2 separate regions of the Mus musculus genome follow, and region 1 is linked to region 2. The links are chromatin loops, found by intact Hi-C in ENCODE. Cell type or tissue: heart. All regions are shown on one strand. Each heading gives the region's core, and the rest is flanking DNA. Links, peaks and the distances in the headings are about the cores only.

Region 1 (2,805 bases), core at 129-2,628, 510 kb after region 2:
GTCCATTACAATTGTGAGGAGTTCCCGTCTTTCGTACACTGAACTTCAGGAGGGATTTATATGATATCCTGACTAGCTCTGAATTGTGTGTTTGAGGGGAAAGACTAGTGAGAAGATACAAGGCAGGTTGGCCTGACCTGTCACCACCCCTGCTCACCCGAGTTTTCTATGCCCAACTCCTCTGTCCACACTCTGGGATTTGGAAGAAAGTCGCCATGCACAAAGCACAGTGAATGAGAAGCATTTGTACCGCACACACTGTGAGGTCTGCACCTCTGAGACTGCTCAGGGTTCCTGAACAAGACACTACACACTCACTCATTTCTCCCAGTTCATTCTGCTACTGAGGACCCATCGACACTTATTTTATATTTGGATTTCATCACGTTTTAGATTAAGGGAAAAATCACTGATTGCCTTTTGACCACCCCTCTCATCCACATAGCTCGTGGCATGTGCCACCATAGAGACCACATTCCTGGCATGGGGACAGGTATTCTTAAACACCCACTCTGTAATTTGTTGGTTTCTTAGACTGTTACTTTATCATCTGGAATGCCTTTGGACATACCTTAGAGCTGATTTCATGCCATTGCTTGAATCTTAATTCAGTGACTGGCCTTAAACACCGACTCTTATTCACTTCCTTTGCAGTTTGGGTGTAAATCTCTTCCTTGCAGTAGTTAGCGCACTCCTTGATGTTTGTTTGCCTGTTGGTCTTTGTGACTATGTTGTGAGGTTGGTGGGATTCCAACTATTTTTCCCTCCTTTCTCTTTCAGTTTGAAGCAGTTGTGTGCAGAATATACCTGGTTCTAGGGACAAAGAATATGGCTGTGCTCATCAAGAGAGTTGAGTTTTTAAAGTATTTACTTGAGTCCTTTCTAGAGAAGTGACACACAGGATTTGCCATTCATGGGATATGTACTATGCGATTCTTACTGTTTTGTTTTGTTTTGTTTTGTTTTGTTTTGTTTTGTTTTGTTTTCCCTTCCTGCAAAGATGTTCCTTTTTTGATCATCTGGACTTCCATGCACAGGAGTATCTATAGATCAGGCACTTGTCCAATGACTGGCTAAAATCGAGGACAGGCTTTCCCACAGAGCAGAACTTATTCCCACAGTGACTGTGGTTTCAGTAGTAGTAGACTGCCCTAACCAACTTGACCAAATAGCTACGCTACAAAAGAGGCAGGCAGGAAGTCTAGCAATATAGACATTCACTTTGTGGCACACAAAATACACCCTGTGTTGACACAAACAAACTGCCTTCACCATTTTGACTGTCAAGTAGTCAAGAAAAATATTTAAGTCAGTTTTGAAGCAGTCAAATTGGCCAGCAAGCCTATCTGCCATTCCCCTCTCCTCCCTCTGTATGAAGCCTCCCGATTTCCCTGGCTGGTGTTTTAGAAGCAGACGCGTTTTTCCTGCCAGAAGAGGATGCGTTCTTTCTCACAGAAGCTTAATGAAATAGCTGTTACATCATATAAATCCACTTCCTAACACCCCGTGTCAGACTATCAAATCAGTTAAGGAAAATCCTCATCTTTTTTTCTCTTTGAAATTATGGATAGGCTGGTCGGGTTCCAAATTCAGCGAGTTCATATCGCCATCTAGTGTTCAAAATAGGATTGTCCGCACAAACGAAGGAGAAAATTTTAATACTCCATCCGGCTGCAAAAACCAATCTTATCTGAGTTGTTTGAAAGGTTCACTTGGCTGATCCGGTTTGGTTTGGAGCTACTACTCACAGTTAATTTGATATTTATGTTTTGATAGGACACCACACTACTGAGTGAAATTGTTGATTACAGTTTAGCTTGGAAACATAGCTCAAATCACAATCAGAAACAGTGATGCTTTTTCCCAGTATAAGGACAAATGTATCTCAGATAAAGCCAACTACTGTGGACGGCGAATGACAACGTGGCAACTTAAGACGAAGCAAACTTCTTCCCAGCAGAAACTAGAGGAAGCGAAAATAAGACCTGAGCAGGGGCGCCATCTTACTTTGTGTTTCTGAAACAGTATTTGGGTATTAGGGAAGGAAGATACAAAGCCCAAACTGTTCACTGAGCAGCAAAACACAACTCACAGATAGCAAAGATACTTTATTTCCGCAAGCAAGCAAGCCTCAAGTCTGACTGTTTCAACCGTGGTTGCCCTCAATCCTTGCATAAAAACTGGACTCGTATATCTAGAAACGGATTTGCAGTTGTTGAGGAAAATACACACAGAAGCGTTTTTGATGAAGGCACAGCCTGTGGAATAGTTGTAATTTTAGAACTGGATATGGCAATATTTTCTGTTTCTTCATACACCGAGGAGTTGAAGGCACTGTTAATCCACTTCCGGCCACACTGAGATGGCTCTGGCGTCCCGCTTTACAGTGAGTGGCAGAGCTGATTCTGTCTCAGAACTTCCACAGCACTGCACTCACTCGTTCCCTCCTGGTGGAGTTTTGCAGGCTTGGATAAGAGACAGGAAGAAAAATAGACAGGATGGGAAATGGGCAAACGGGGCGAAAGGAAGAAACACCCCAAGGTGACTCAGGGTGTCTGCCACAGACACATGCTTTATGCAAAGTTTAAATCAAGCCTTTTAACCCATACAGTCCCAGTTCCCTACAGAATGCAAAACTGTTTGCCACTTTTGGCAACAACCTAGCTTTAATGAAGCAACTCTAAACAGACTGTTAGTAAGTAAACTGTGAATAAAAATTGCCGTCGAGTTGATAAAAATTCAGACAGGTGATTTATTATAGGAGTGACTTTGTTTTTGGTTACAACAAATCCTATACGATCCAGT
Region 2 (2,805 bases), core at 235-2,734:
GGAGGTTAGGCAAGCAGACAACTGTCTGAAGAGTGCTTTTAATAAGTAAGTTAAGAAGAGATGGGGAGCAAGGGAGCATACATTAAAAGTACCGTTTCCGTGGAGTGATTCAAAGTCTGTGGGGTTTTTATACATTTCTGGTGACAGTCTTGTAAAACGGGGATTTAAAAAAGTCTGTAGATGAGAAGGAAACTTAAGGTTTGGAACTGATCTTCTGTGCACTCCTGGCTGGGGTCGGATAAACTAGGATCAAATCCAGGATGCGGACAATAAGGGCTCCTTTACCGCTTTGAAAACATGACTGTTGGGAACTCTTGGAAAGATGTATGCTTGAGGGTGTGTGTGTGTGTGTGTGTGTGTGTGTGTGTGCAGGCGCGCATGTGGGGAGGGGGTAAAGACCCCCTCCTTCTGCCTTTCCCCCAGTCCCCCACCCCTTTGTAATGTTTGTCCCTGCTTGCCCATCACCAGGGGGTTGAGAGGAGGTATGACAGGTCTTTGTTGTCTGAATAAAAATCCGTGGCAGCTCCAGGGAGAGGACTCCTCCTACTAAATTATCAAAAATGGGCTGGCTTTAGTCTCTTAACAAATTGGACACAGCTCCGGCTGGAGCAGTCCCCAACGCAACCTACAGGCACTGGGAACTTGCAGGCAGCCGGGGACCGCTGAATCTAGCACTTCGTTCTCTTTCTTTGTGTTCAAAACTATTTTTCTTTCTTCCTTAGATTTTGTTTTCCTCCCCCCCACTTCAACCCCCCTCGGCAGTTGTTTTCCATTAGTAACTCGATCTCTCGCTGCAGTTAGAATCGCCTGCTTTTCCCTCCGTCCGCGTTTGTTTGTTTTCTGCACATCTCCTTCTGGAAAACCCTGGATATCCCCCCCCCCCGCCCCCTTCCCCGTCGTTCTTTTGCCTCGGTCTTTTCCCTCTCAAGTAGAGCTATTTCTACTCTGTCGTTTTCTTCTTTCCTCTCTTGTCCCTGTTCCCCAACGCGTCTCTACGCTTCTGCATCGCGCAGCCCTGTGCGGTCGCTTTTGCTTCTTCACTCGAATGAACTGAGAGCCCCAGGCGTGTGTTTATGGAAATAGTGGGGTGCCGAGCCGAAAACAATTCGTGTCCTTTCCGCCCCCCAGCCATGCTCTTCCACGGAATCTCCGGAGGCCACATCCAAGGTATCATGGAGGAGATGGAGCGCAGATCCAAGACTGAGGCCCGTCTGACCAAAGGCACTCAGCTCAACGGCCGCGACGCGGTAAGGACCAGTCCGGGCGCGGCGCCCGGGAAACAGCGAGTCTCCCGGTCCGCCCAGGTTGGGGATGGCGGGTCCCGGGGACTTTTGCCTAGGGATGTTCGCAAGGTTTTCACGAGAGGCGTGCTTGCTAGGCAAGGTTCCCTTTCCGAATCGAGGTGTCTAAGATGTTGTAGTCCTGAGCTCTCCAGTCTTTGTATAGCAGCTGATCCCGAGCCGACAGGGCAGCGGGCCTTGGAAGGAGCGGGCGTGCTCCCTGCCAACCACAAACTCCAGTCTCCCGCGACCTGGCCGCCAGGCCGGATCCGCCCGCCCCCAGGGCAAGCCTTGGTGCAGTTAATAGGGGGACTACTTACCGGCCTGGCGTCCTTGCCCTGGGATAGAAGACAAGACCTTCAGAGTAGACCTCAACGTTCTGGTCCTTTTCCCATTCTTCGGAGCTCAGCACCCGAAACCAGAGATTGTTAGGGGCTCTGCAGGACAGTTCAGCTGCTCTGGTCGTCACAAAAATTGCGTTTCTCTTCCTTATGGGACCAGTGTATTGGATAGTGGGAAATCAAATCAAATAAAATGCGAAGGAGCGGGTCCCTAGTCTAAAAGCAAGAACATGAGCGCTACAACCTCAAGAGATGGAATCTACTATTGCGGTTCCTATTCGTAACAGCAGTTATTATGTCTTCGTGAAAATACTAGTAACCTAAACATGTCCCCCTTCCACGCACCAAAGGGGGAAAAAACTACAGAAGTCTGCGGAGATGATTCCGGGCAAAGAGTGCTTTGTAGACCCTCTGTATAACAGCAAGGACTGTAGCTCAAACTGACCCGAGAGGGCTCTAGACAAGAACAGCGAGGTTTTGGGATAATAGTCCACTGTCGCTATTTGTATAATTAATTCAGTGAGAATCCAATATCTGAGTAAAGGACGAAATTTATCCTTCCCATGCCCACCAGAATGTAATAAGGGAAGCCCGGACTGTTTCTGCTAGTCTGAGGAAAGGGTCCAGCGGTGAACTTTTTACTTGTAATGGCTACTTTATTTTAAAAGCGGCAACCACATCCCAACTGTGTTTCTCAGAATAAGTTTTACCGCCTTAGCTAGCCTCATTTGGGAACTAGGTCTTAGTTTGGGAATCAAAAATTCAAGATAATTATCTGTGCTGTTTGTGCTGGCTAGAGAAAAGAGCGAGTGTACGGAAAAGAATGGATGGGGCTCTTCTTTCAGGACAGGCACTTCACTTTCTCACCAAGGATAGGGCTAGGGCGACGGCCTTAACAGCAAGAGCTGTTAGGTATGTCCGAATCACAACGACGGCCAAATTATTCTGCCTATATAAATTAAAAAAAAAGGAATTATAGTATTGTCTGTGTATAAAAGATTCACGTACTTCAGAATTCTAGTTCTCAATAACAGTTTGTTATTTTATTTTGTGTATTATTTGAAAGTTACACATTTTTAGCCTTAGTTATTCTCCTTCTGGACCGCCCATCAAAACATCCTGTAGGCTCTCAGCAAGCTCAAGATGTTGAGATTTTTTTTTAGGGTCACAAGGCTAGGAGGATC

What was found. Hi-C counts contacts between places; a loop is a spot of excess contacts. Peaks named below come from ENCODE experiments on the same cell type or tissue, not always from the same donor. Only the 100,000 strongest peaks of a DNase experiment are listed, where the experiment ranks them.
Region 1: a loop joins it to region 2, with 3 times the contacts of the local background. A loop is called at or near these places in 12 of 42 quality-filtered maps.

Annotation. Positions count from the first base shown.
Region 1 is chr1:138,327,243-138,330,047 of GRCm38, reverse strand. No RefSeq gene overlaps it. Among named protein-coding and RNA genes, the nearest start is that of Atp6v1g3, 55 kb to the right of the region's middle. In heart, for the core only: a CTCF peak has its summit at 1,615 (motif pointing left); no DNase peak of the experiment used is centred there.
Region 2 is chr1:138,840,250-138,843,054 of GRCm38, reverse strand. Lhx9 (LIM homeobox protein 9) reads left to right here and starts at 611. Exons shown (of 5, transcript NM_001042577.1): 1 at 611-1,247. The coding sequence starts at 1,074. In heart, for the core only: no CTCF peak of the experiment used is centred there; a DNase peak (open chromatin) is centred at 1,424; H3K4me3 peaks cover 2,165 bases; H3K27ac peaks cover 336 bases; H3K27me3 peaks cover 620 bases.